Regions from separate parts of the Homo sapiens genome. Here all the other regions are linked to region 1. A link is an interaction called in ENCODE POLR2A ChIA-PET data of the cell type or tissue named here. Cell type or tissue: OCI-LY7. All regions are shown on one strand.

Region 1 (2,500 bases):
AAGAGATGGTGGGAGCACCTTCAAAGATGTCACATGGGGGCCGGGTGCGGTGGCTCACGCCTGTAATCCTAGGACCTTGTGAGGTTGAGGCTGGAGGAATGCTTGAGCTCACAAGTTCAAGACTAGCTTGGACAACATGGCGAAACCCTGTCTTTGGAAAAAATTAGCCAGGCGTGGTAGTCCCAGCTACTCAGGAGGCTGAGGTAGGAGGATGGCTTGAGCCTTGGGTGTGGAGGTTACAGTGAGCCAAGATCACACCACTGAAATCCAACTTGGGTAACAGAGCCAGACCTTGTCTCAAAAAAAAAAAAAAAGAAAAAAAAGAAAAAAACAATGCCACATGAGCAACAGTGCTTACATTTCCTGCTTGCTTATCAGTAAGGTTAACTGCTGATGTGCTGTTTCTTGTGTCCAGGTATTGCGCTAGGTGCTGTAGTTGCCTCTGCAGTCCTCAAAGCAACTTTCTGAAATAAACATTGCTTTGCTTCTCTAACCTCTGAGAAGTTAGACTTGTCTAAAACCTCATGGTTAAAAAGTGGCTATGCAGAATTTGAACCTAGCTCTGATGCCAGAGTTGCTCTTAACCCTTCCAGTACCACATAAGAAATGAGAAACTTGGGCCAGGTGTGGTGGCTCATGCCTGTAATCCTAGCACTTTGGGAGGCTGAGGCGGGTGGATCATGAGGTCAAGAGTTCGAGACCAGCCTGGTCAACATGGTGAAACTGTCTCAACTAAAAATACGAAAATTAGCTGGGCATGGTGGCGGGTCCCTGTAATCCCAACTACTCAGGAGGCTGAGGCAGGAGAATCGCCTGAAACTGGAAGGCGGAGGTTGCAGTGAGCCAAGATCGTGCCATTGCACTCCAGGCTGGGCGACGAGCGAAACTCCGTCTCAAAAAAAAAAAAAAAAAAAGAGGAACTTGAGCTATTATGCAAAAATGTTGTGAAATCTCTTTTAGGTCCAACTTGACTTGACTCAGGATGGTTGAGTTGAGACCAACTGTCATTTCAGTGCAGCTGGGAGTGGCCACTTCTCAGAGTCTGTTATCTCCTGACTGTGCAGTGAGTAACACATATGGCCTTGGGTGCTCAGAATTTATTAGTCCATCAACAGAGCTGAAAATACCTGTGAACACCAGGAGGCAGATGCCCCTGTGCTTTGGGCAGAAAGTTTGTGTGGCTAATAGTAAAGAAAAAAATTTTCTGCTTTTGAAGATCAAAGCATGTAAATCAAGGCCTCCCACTTGTTTGTCTGCAACCACAATTGGTAGTAACTGGCTTGAGCAGGTCATGGTTTCCCTTTAGAAGCAGCATAAGTTGCCAGAGTTTTGTGGGCACTTGTGCTTTTTGTCTAAACTTTTTTTTTTTTTTTGAGACAGAGTCTCGCTCTGTTGCCCAGGCCGGAGTGCAGTGGCGTGATCTCAGCTCACTGCAAATTCCACCTCCTGGGTTCATGCCATTCTCCTGCCTCAGCCTCCCAAGTAGCTGGGACTACAGGCACCCGCCACCACGCCCGGCTAATTTTTCTGTATATTTAGTAGAGACGGGGTTTCACTGTGTTAGCCAGGATAGTCTCAATCTCCTGACCTCATGATCCACCCGCCTCTTCCTCCCAAAGTAATCTTTTGATGAGACTCTGGAAATCTTAACATTTCCTCCAAATTGGTAACTTGGTGGTGGCAAGTCTTTAAATCCAGGCCATAGAAGCTAAGCAGTAGGTGCTGGTTTTGTCTAAACTTAAATTCAAAAATTCAGATTTATACAGTCTTAGTTTAAAGCAGTTTAATGTTTACTCTTAGATTTGTGTATTAAGTTTTAGTGGCTTCTTTATAGAAAGAGTACAAAATGCTTGGTGGATTTTTTAGATAGTAGTTTGAAGTAACCCTGGTTTATTAGCCAGATAATAGAAATGTCAGACAACAGAAATGTTTAGTGTAACAGGCTTGATACTTGGAAATTGGCTTGTTTGGCAGAGGGCAAGCATTTCCCCCTGGAATTTGAATTTTTAAACTGGCATGCCTTTCTACCCCCTCCCCCCCCTTTTTTTTTTAAAGACAGAGTCTTGCTGTTGCCCACCCAGGCAGAGTACAGTGGCATGATCATAGCTCACTACAGTCTTAACTTCTGGGCTCAAGCAGCCCTCCCGCCTCAGCCTCCCCAGGAGCTGGCATATAATGCATACCACCATGCCTGGATAATTTTAAACAATTTTTTTTTTTTTTTTTTTTTTTTAGACAGAGTCTTGCTCTGTTGCCCAGGCTGAAGTTCAATGGTGCAATCTTGGCTTATCGCAACCTCCGCTTCCCAGGTTCAAGTGATTCTTCTGCCTTTTCCTCCTGAGTAGCTGGGATCACAGGTGCATACTACACTCCCAGCTAATTTTGTATTTTTAATAGAGACAGGGTTTTACCATGTTGGCCAGGCTGGTCTCAAACTCCTGACCTCGGGTGATTCGCCCGCCTCGGCCTCTCAAAGTGCTGGGGTTACAGGTATGAGCCA
Region 2 (2,500 bases), 98 kb after region 1:
GATAATAGAGGGCCCACCTTGTGCCAGGCACAGTGGTCTAAGGGCTTTTCAGGCCTTAACTCATTAATTCTCATGAAATCCCGAAAAAGTATATACTATATTCATGGCCGGGCATGGTGGCTCACGCCTGTAATCCCAGCACTTTGGGAGGCCGAGGTGGGCGGATCACCTGAGGTCGGGAGTTCGAGACCAGCCTGACCAACATGGAGAAACCCTGTCTCTATTAAAAATACAAAATTAGCCAGGCGTGTTGGTGCATGCCTGTAATCCCAGCTACTCAGGAGGCTGAGGCAGGGGAATCGCTTGAACCCGGAAGGTGAGGTTGCAGTGAGCCGAGATCGCACCATTGCACTCCAGCCTGGGCAACAAGAGTGAAACTCCGTCTCAAAAAAAAAAAAAAAAGTATATACTATATTCAACCTCAATTTACAGATGAGGGCCAGGCACGGTGGCTCATGCCTATAATCCCAGCACTTTGGAAGACCGAGGCGGGAGGATCACCTGAAGTCAGGAGTTTGAGACCAGCCTGGTCAATATGGCGAAACCCCGTCTCCACTAAAAATACAAAAATTAGCCAGGCTTGGTGGCACATGCCTGTAGTCCCAGCTACTTGGGAGGCGGAGGCATGAGAATTGCTTGAACCCCGGAGGTGGAGGTTGCAGTGAGCCAAGATCGCACCACTGCACTCCAGCCTGGGAGACAGAGCCAAAAACAACAACAAAAATTATGGATGAGGAAAGTGAGGCACAGAAAAATGAAGTCACCTATCAGGATTTTGAGCCCGGGAAGTCGGGCTCTGCATGGTCCATGAAGGCTGGGAGAAAGCCCCTCATTCACTGGGACACACAGCTACTGCACTGCAATTCACAGTGGCCATACTGCAAGTGCTCAGGTGACATGTGTGTGGCTCCTGGCTGCCGGGTCACACAGCGTGGGGCTAGGAGATGGGCAGGAGGAGAATCAACCCCAATTCACAGATGCTGAAACTGAGGGCACAAAGGGGGAAGCCACTTGCTGAATGAGTCACAGCTGGCAAGCGACAGCGGCTCCGTTTTTAGCCAGCACGCTGCACAGCTGCCGCTGCATCAAAGGTTCTGCACAGGACTGCAAGTCCCGGGGGAAAGGCTGGGAAATACAGAGGGGAGGCAAAAGGAGAAACGCAGAGAGAAATAAGGACAAGGGCGGACAGAGGCGGAGCAACTCACAGTGAAGGACAGAGGAGGGTTGGCTGGGGGAATGGTGCAGCAGAGGGAAGGGTGGCGGTGCCCCAAGACCCTGCACCTTGAAGGGCCTGGCCCTGGAGGCCGCTGTCCCCTCCTCTCCCAGCCATGCACTTTATTCTTTTGCTCTGAGGAAAATTACAGCGACTGCCTCTGCCCCCCAAGCCCGAGCGGTTCCAGTCTGTCCCCCAATGAAACACGCCAGCCCTGAGTCATGGGTGGTCACCACTGCTGGGAGCAACGCTCCTGCCTGGAAGACAGCACAGACTGCGGGGCCACTGCTGGCATCCGCAGTGGACACTCAGCCGCTGTCCCTTCCCACCAGGGCAACGCATGGAACAGAGCTGGCCATCCTCAGGGGAGAGCAAGGGAAAGCTCATCACCAGAAGCCCAGTGCTGCCGGGTACAGGCACGAGGGCTTTGCTTTAGGCAACCTCGTTCTGTGCCTGGCTCCCCGGGTCTCTGGCGTGAGCCATGAAAGACAGCTGCTCTGTGCGGTTGCAAGCGGCCGTCGAGCTCCCCAGCTTCCCATCCCACGACCTTCACCCTCCTCTGCACAGAAGCATGGCTGCCGCCCTGAAAGAGCCTCTGTCTCCACATCCGCTTCAGTCTCCTGCCTCTGCTGCCTGCAGGCTGACCTCAACATTTCCATGTTTCCACCAAGTGGAACCATGCTATTGAATGCTGTTATTGTCGCCATCCCCGTTATCCTAGCAACATTTCCTAAGATTGGGACCCGGGACCACCGGGTCATGTGATGCACAGGCAGGTGCATCTTATATGGCCCCACAAGCCTACCTCCCTCCCTGCAGAAAGCCCAAGTCCAGGGGCTAGGGTTCCATCCTGTCCCCTCCACTCCCCTCCCTTCTGGGGAACTTGGTGAGCAAGTCCTGAATCCATATAAGCAATTGGCATTGGTATCTGTGGTTGTCTCTGTCGATCACAAGGGCTCTGGTAGAGGATGGTGCCCACATGCATCCATCTTTCCCAGCCCTGGACTCTCCCTGTTCTCCTGGCAGGTGCAGAGGCCAACGCACCTGACTTACATCTGTTGCCCTGACACGTGAGGAAAGAGGAACACAGAGGAGAGCTGCTGCTGCGAGGAGGGGGCAGGGGATCTGCACGCCCAGACACTCGAGGGATTCTAGAAGCTTTTACCCACTCCCCTTCGCAGCCAGGGCCTCAAGGGTGGGTCAGGCAGCCACCCCTGGATTAGCCGCCACTGCGTCCCTCCCCCAGCTCTGCTCACATCTGCTTCATTACCCACATGCCTCCCTCAG
Region 3 (2,500 bases), 91 kb before region 1:
GAGTACATAAAAAAAGAAAGGCTCTGATCGAGAGGTTATTAAATGTGGGAAGACCAAAAGAAGTTAGTTATTACAAGATATCATGGAATGTTGCAAAAATCATGGAGTTTTGAGGAGCCTTAAATATTTTTGGGTACAACTATCAATCTGATGTTTGAATACCCTTAATAACATCTTTGGTCTAGGCCTCAGCACCTCACTGACACCTTCCTCAGAGGGTTCAATAAGGGGAAACTGTTTCCTTATAATGAGCAGAAATATTTTGTCCTTTAACCTACACTTACTTACCAGCTCTCAATCTTCTCCCGTAGCCATACCCTCAATCAATCTAAGCTCTTTTCACATGACTTTTCACTACATGAAGATGTCAAACACATGCTTGGATAAGTCATTTTTTTCCAGGCTAAACATGTCTCACATCCCTCCCACATTACTTATATGATATGGCTTTGAATGTCTCAACACCCTGAGACTGTTCCCTCCCCACACAAGCTTCAGCTTGTCTACATCCCTTTTAAAGCCTCACAACTGGGTTGGCCCAGTGGCTCATGCTTGTAATCCCAGCACTTTGGAAGGCCAAGGTGGGAGGATTGCTGGAAGCCAGGAGTTTGAAACCAGCCTGGGTAACAAAGCAAGATCCTACCTCTACAAAAAATAATTTTTAAAAAAATTAGCTGGGCATTGTGGTGCATGCCTGTAGTCACAGCTAGGAGGCTGAGATGGACTGCTTGCTTGAGCCCATGAGTTTGAGGTTACAGTTAGCTATGATCATACTACTGCACTCCAGCCTGGGTGACTGAGTGAGACCTTGTCTCTTAAAAACAAAAACAAAAACCTGACAACCAGAGATAAAAAGAATTCCCTAGGTGCTGCCTGACACAGAGAAAGGGATAGATGTCTCCATTATTGAACTGTGAACACTATGCTCCCATTAATACACGCTATAGTCTGTATAGAAGGATGCCTGTAGCAAAGACCACACTTCTCTCAACTGGTAAAAAGCCACAGGGCAGGTGGGGGGGTGAAGGGATCTTTGAATTAGTAATTTCCCACCTTTCACCATTATTTACATTATTTCATTATTTCCAAGATAGCCTCCATGTTTTGAAAGTTGTTTTATCTACTTAATTCTATTTACTAAAACATAATTGATCGATTTTCCTATTTCTATTCATTAAAAACAGAGGCACACTGAGGCAACAGTATAAACCAGTGTCACCTGACTGAGCAGCCTGAATTCTACCTGAAAGCAAACCTGACTTTCAGTAAGCCTATGTAGTCTTTCATCCAGTAAAGGTACAACTGCCTTCTGGCTTTTTGAAATACTAAAAATAGCTTCTGCATCCCCATTTTTACCTCCAAAAAATCCTTTAGGGACTCTCTGGCCTAATGACCTAATTTCTTTTTCACTGAACGGCCTGTTGTTCTTAGAAGTAATGAAAGAGGCTAGGCACTAAGACGGCAATGTTACATAGTGACACTAGGGGGCAGACTATTTAGGCAGAAGGTTTTCATAAACTGTTCCAGTGCCAATAAGGTTCCCTCTATGGAAGTTACTGACTAGTCCAGGTTGATGAGCTGCTTTCCTATCTTCTTTTTAAAAAATACATTTTTTAAAAATGCATCACAATTAACATTTGAGAATTCATTTCTTCCATTTCTTTTCCCTTTTCTTTTCTCCCAAAATAGCAAATCTTTATTTATTTTTTCTTTTTTTTTGAGACGGAGTTTCACTCTTGTTGCCCAGGCTGGAGTGCAATGGCGTGCTCTCGGCTCACTGCAACCTCCACCTCCCGGGTTCAAGCGATTCTCCTGCCTCAGTCTCCTGAGTAGCTGGGACTACAGGTGCCTGCCACCACACCTGGCTAATTTTTGTATTTTTAGTAGAGATGGGGTTTCACCATTTTGGCCAGGCTGGTCTTGAACTCCTGACCTCACGTGATCCACCCGCCTTGGCCTCCCAAAGTGCTGGGACTATAGGCGTGAGCCACCGCACCAGGCCAAACAGCAGACTTTTTATTGTCATCGGTTCCTTCAATTTGCGCAAGGACAAAGGTCTATAAACTTACTAGTGACCGAAGCGGCAGTGCAGGGCGGCAAGATTCAGAGCGGCGTATCTCAAGCTCCGGCCATAGCCCTCTTCCCCATTACTTTTGCTTTCGGCTCCGGTAAGAATCAGACGATCAAAATAATGGAGGAGACTGTGTGTTGAACTGAAAACATCTTGGACACGGAGGTTGTTTAAGTAGCTGAGATAATGCTAAAACAAGAAATAATCAATGTATTTTAAACGCTGTAAATATCTCTGGTGTAAGACAACTGCAGAGAGTTCCACTGTCTACAAACACTAGTGTATCCCATACCCTTCTAATAAGATGGTCATAGTTTAGCTTAATCTTCTCCCTAGAGGCAGAATAAAACAGCTTCAAGACACATTCCCCCTAGAGGGAGTCCACAAATTAAAAATGGGAGTTCCATTAGTATTTGTGTCAGTTTTATC
Region 4 (2,500 bases), 100 kb before region 1:
CCATCGTGGCCTGCAATTCCTGAGACTGAGAGAGGAGTGATATAAGATGAGCTAGAATTACATGGAAAGAGCAAAGGAGAATGGTTATATTAGAAAAAGAATTCACTCTACCTCCTCTGGGTTGCAAGAGGAAGCTCAGAAAGCAGTTCTGAGCCCCATAACTTATTTATGGGCTTACCGAAACCCCAATCACTCTCATACCACAAAACAACGTGCACCATCCAATTTACTTGAAGGAAAGTTTCAGAAGCAGATACAAGAGAAAGAAAAGAGTAACTGGAGACTCATGATAAAGCTGCCTTCTCTGCAGCTGGCCAAACTTAATTTCACAAGTATGAGTCTAACTTGTCTAATTAAAAATGTGACAGTCATCAGCCCAGTAAGTATATATATATCCACACGGTTGATGTTCTAAAACTAGAAAGATCTAAGGCAAGATGAAGAAAGGGGTAAAGGACTGACTTAAAAAAAAAAGGCAGCTACCTTCTAGTTGTGTACTAAAAGGCTTCCTAACACAGCCTGGCTGTTGAAGCCAAACAATGATTGGGTCAGCAGGTTTTTCACATAAGCCCAGAGGTGAAAGGGAGATGAAGATGGAATTATTAATATAGACCCAAAGAGCATGGTTACTTTTTAGGGTCTTACTCCCAGAAAAAAAAGACACAAAATTCTAACAAATGGCCTTGAACAAAGTTACAAGGCTAAAGAATTGAGCCACAAGGCACTGTGACTCACACCTGTAATTCCAACACTTTGGGAGGCCAAGGCAGGAAGATCACTTGAGGCCAGGAGTTCAAGATCAGCCTGGGCAACACAACATAGAAAGATTCCATCTCTAAGAAACAAGAATTAAAATAATTAGCTGGATGAGGTGGTGTGCACCTGTAGTCCCAGCTACTAGGCAGGTTGAGGTGGAGTTCAAGGCTGCAGTGAGCTATGATTGTGCCACCGCACTCCATCCTGGGCAACAGTGAGACCCCATCTCTTAAAAAAATAAAAAATACGCTGGGTGTGGTAATCCCAACACTGTGACACTGAAGTGGGAGGACTGCTTGAGCCCAGAAATTTGAGACTAGCCTGGGCAACAGAGTGAGATTCCATCTCTACAAAAAGATATTTTAATTAGCTGTGTGGTAGCACGCTCCTATAGTCTCAGCTACTCAGGAGGCTGAGGTGGGAGGATCACTTGAGCCCAGAAGGTTGAGGCTGCAGTTTGCTGTGATTGCACCACTACATTCCAGCCCTGGTGATACAGCGAGACCCTGTCTCAAAAAAAATTAAAAACTGGCTGGGCGCGGTGGCTAACGCCTATAATCCCAACACTCTGGGAGGCCAAGGCAGGTGGATCATTTGAGGTCAGGAGTTTCAGACCAGCTTGGCCAACATGGTAAGACCCCATCTCTACAAAAAACATAAAAATTAGCTGGGAGTAGTGGCACACACCTGTAATCCCAGCTACCTGGGAGGCTGAGGTAGGAGAATCGCTTGAACCCAGGAGGCAGAGGTTGCAGTGAGCTGAGATCACACCATTGCACTCCAGCCTGGGTGACAGAGTGAGACTCCCTCTCAAAAAAATAAAATTAAATTAAAAATAAATTAAAAATTAAAAATTAAAAAAAAAAAAGAATTGAACCAAGACTAAGGTTTTTGAAAAGTAGTTTTCTATTCTAATAGTAAAAAAAAATAATTTCGCCAGGCATGGTGGCTCACATCTATAATCCTAGCACTTTGGGAGGCTGAGGCAGGCGGATCACCTGAGGCCAGGAGTTCAAGACTATCCTGGCCAACATGGTGAAACCTCATCTCTACTAAAAATACAAAAATTAGCTGGGCATGGTGGTGGACACCTATAGTCCCAGCTATTCGGGAGGCTGAGAAACAAGAATTGCTTGAACCCCAGAGGCAGAGGTTGCAGTGAGCTGAGATCGTGCCACTGCACTCCAGACTGGGCGACAGAGCGACACTCCGTTTCAAAAAAACTAAATACTTCAATATGTTCACCGACTCATTCATTACCAGATGCTTCTCTTATCCAAGGCACCAGGAAAGGAAGAGAAGTGATGTTAAGGAGGTGCCAGTGCCACGAAGAGGGAAGAAACAAGCGAGAGACAGACTTGCAACATTCCCAGGGGAAGCAACCAGCTAGCCCTTTCGACCTCAGAAAACATGGGCAGTGCTTCCCAGACATGGGAAGAAACCAGCTGGCAAAGGCGCCGTGGAACCCATCAGTCAGGGCCCATCCACCCCTCAGTTTACACAGCCATGTAAGAGACTGTAAAATGCTAACATGTTTGCTATAGGGAAGTATGTCTAGACTTCTGAAAGGAGTGGAAACCACCCAAAAATCTTTAGGCTGCAATTAGGGAATGTTGAGTGTTATGATGCAATCTAACAGTAACAGGTATCACAAAGAGGAAGAGAAAAATATGATCAAGGAAACATCTGGATTGCCACAGCAGTGTTTACTGAGATGGAGGGCTTTAGATAAAATAGTTTTCCC

What was found. Peaks named below come from ENCODE experiments on the same cell type or tissue, not always from the same donor. Only the 100,000 strongest peaks of a DNase experiment are listed, where the experiment ranks them.
Region 2: POLR2A ChIA-PET joins it to region 1 with 5 read pairs; 5 of 35 experiments call an interaction of 5 or more read pairs at or near these places.
Region 3: POLR2A ChIA-PET joins it to region 1 with 5 read pairs; 11 of 35 experiments call an interaction of 5 or more read pairs at or near these places.
Region 4: POLR2A ChIA-PET joins it to region 1 with 5 read pairs; 7 of 35 experiments call an interaction of 5 or more read pairs at or near these places.

Annotation. Positions count from the first base shown.
Region 1 is chr12:121,424,412-121,426,911 of GRCh38, forward strand. It overlaps a transcript of KDM2B not described here. Among named protein-coding and RNA genes, the nearest start is that of MIR7107, 19 kb to the right of the region's middle. RefSeq lists an enhancer at 1,099-1,178. In OCI-LY7, a CTCF peak has its summit at 1,152 (motif pointing right); DNase peaks (open chromatin) are centred at 390 and 1,000; H3K4me3 peaks cover 1,327 bases; H3K27ac peaks cover 2,500 bases.
Region 2 is chr12:121,522,129-121,524,628 of GRCh38, forward strand. The region is part of intron 8 of KDM2B (lysine demethylase 2B); the gene reads right to left. Among named protein-coding and RNA genes, the nearest start is that of KDM2B-DT, 57 kb to the right of the region's middle. RefSeq lists an enhancer at 1,084-1,273. In OCI-LY7, no CTCF peak of the experiment used is centred here; DNase peaks (open chromatin) are centred at 1,053, 1,783 and 2,283; H3K4me3 peaks cover 1,813 bases; H3K27ac peaks cover 2,090 bases.
Region 3 is chr12:121,333,464-121,335,963 of GRCh38, forward strand. ANAPC5 (anaphase promoting complex subunit 5) reads right to left here. Exons shown (of 17, transcript NM_016237.5): 7 at 2,070-2,260. Among named protein-coding and RNA genes, the nearest start is that of ANAPC5, 18 kb to the right of the region's middle. RefSeq lists a silencer at 1,942-2,133. In OCI-LY7, a CTCF peak has its summit at 1,480 (motif pointing right); a DNase peak (open chromatin) is centred at 1,498.
Region 4 is chr12:121,323,895-121,326,394 of GRCh38, forward strand. The region is part of intron 11 of ANAPC5 (anaphase promoting complex subunit 5); the gene reads right to left. Among named protein-coding and RNA genes, the nearest start is that of ANAPC5, 27 kb to the right of the region's middle. In OCI-LY7, no CTCF peak of the experiment used is centred here; no DNase peak of the experiment used is centred here.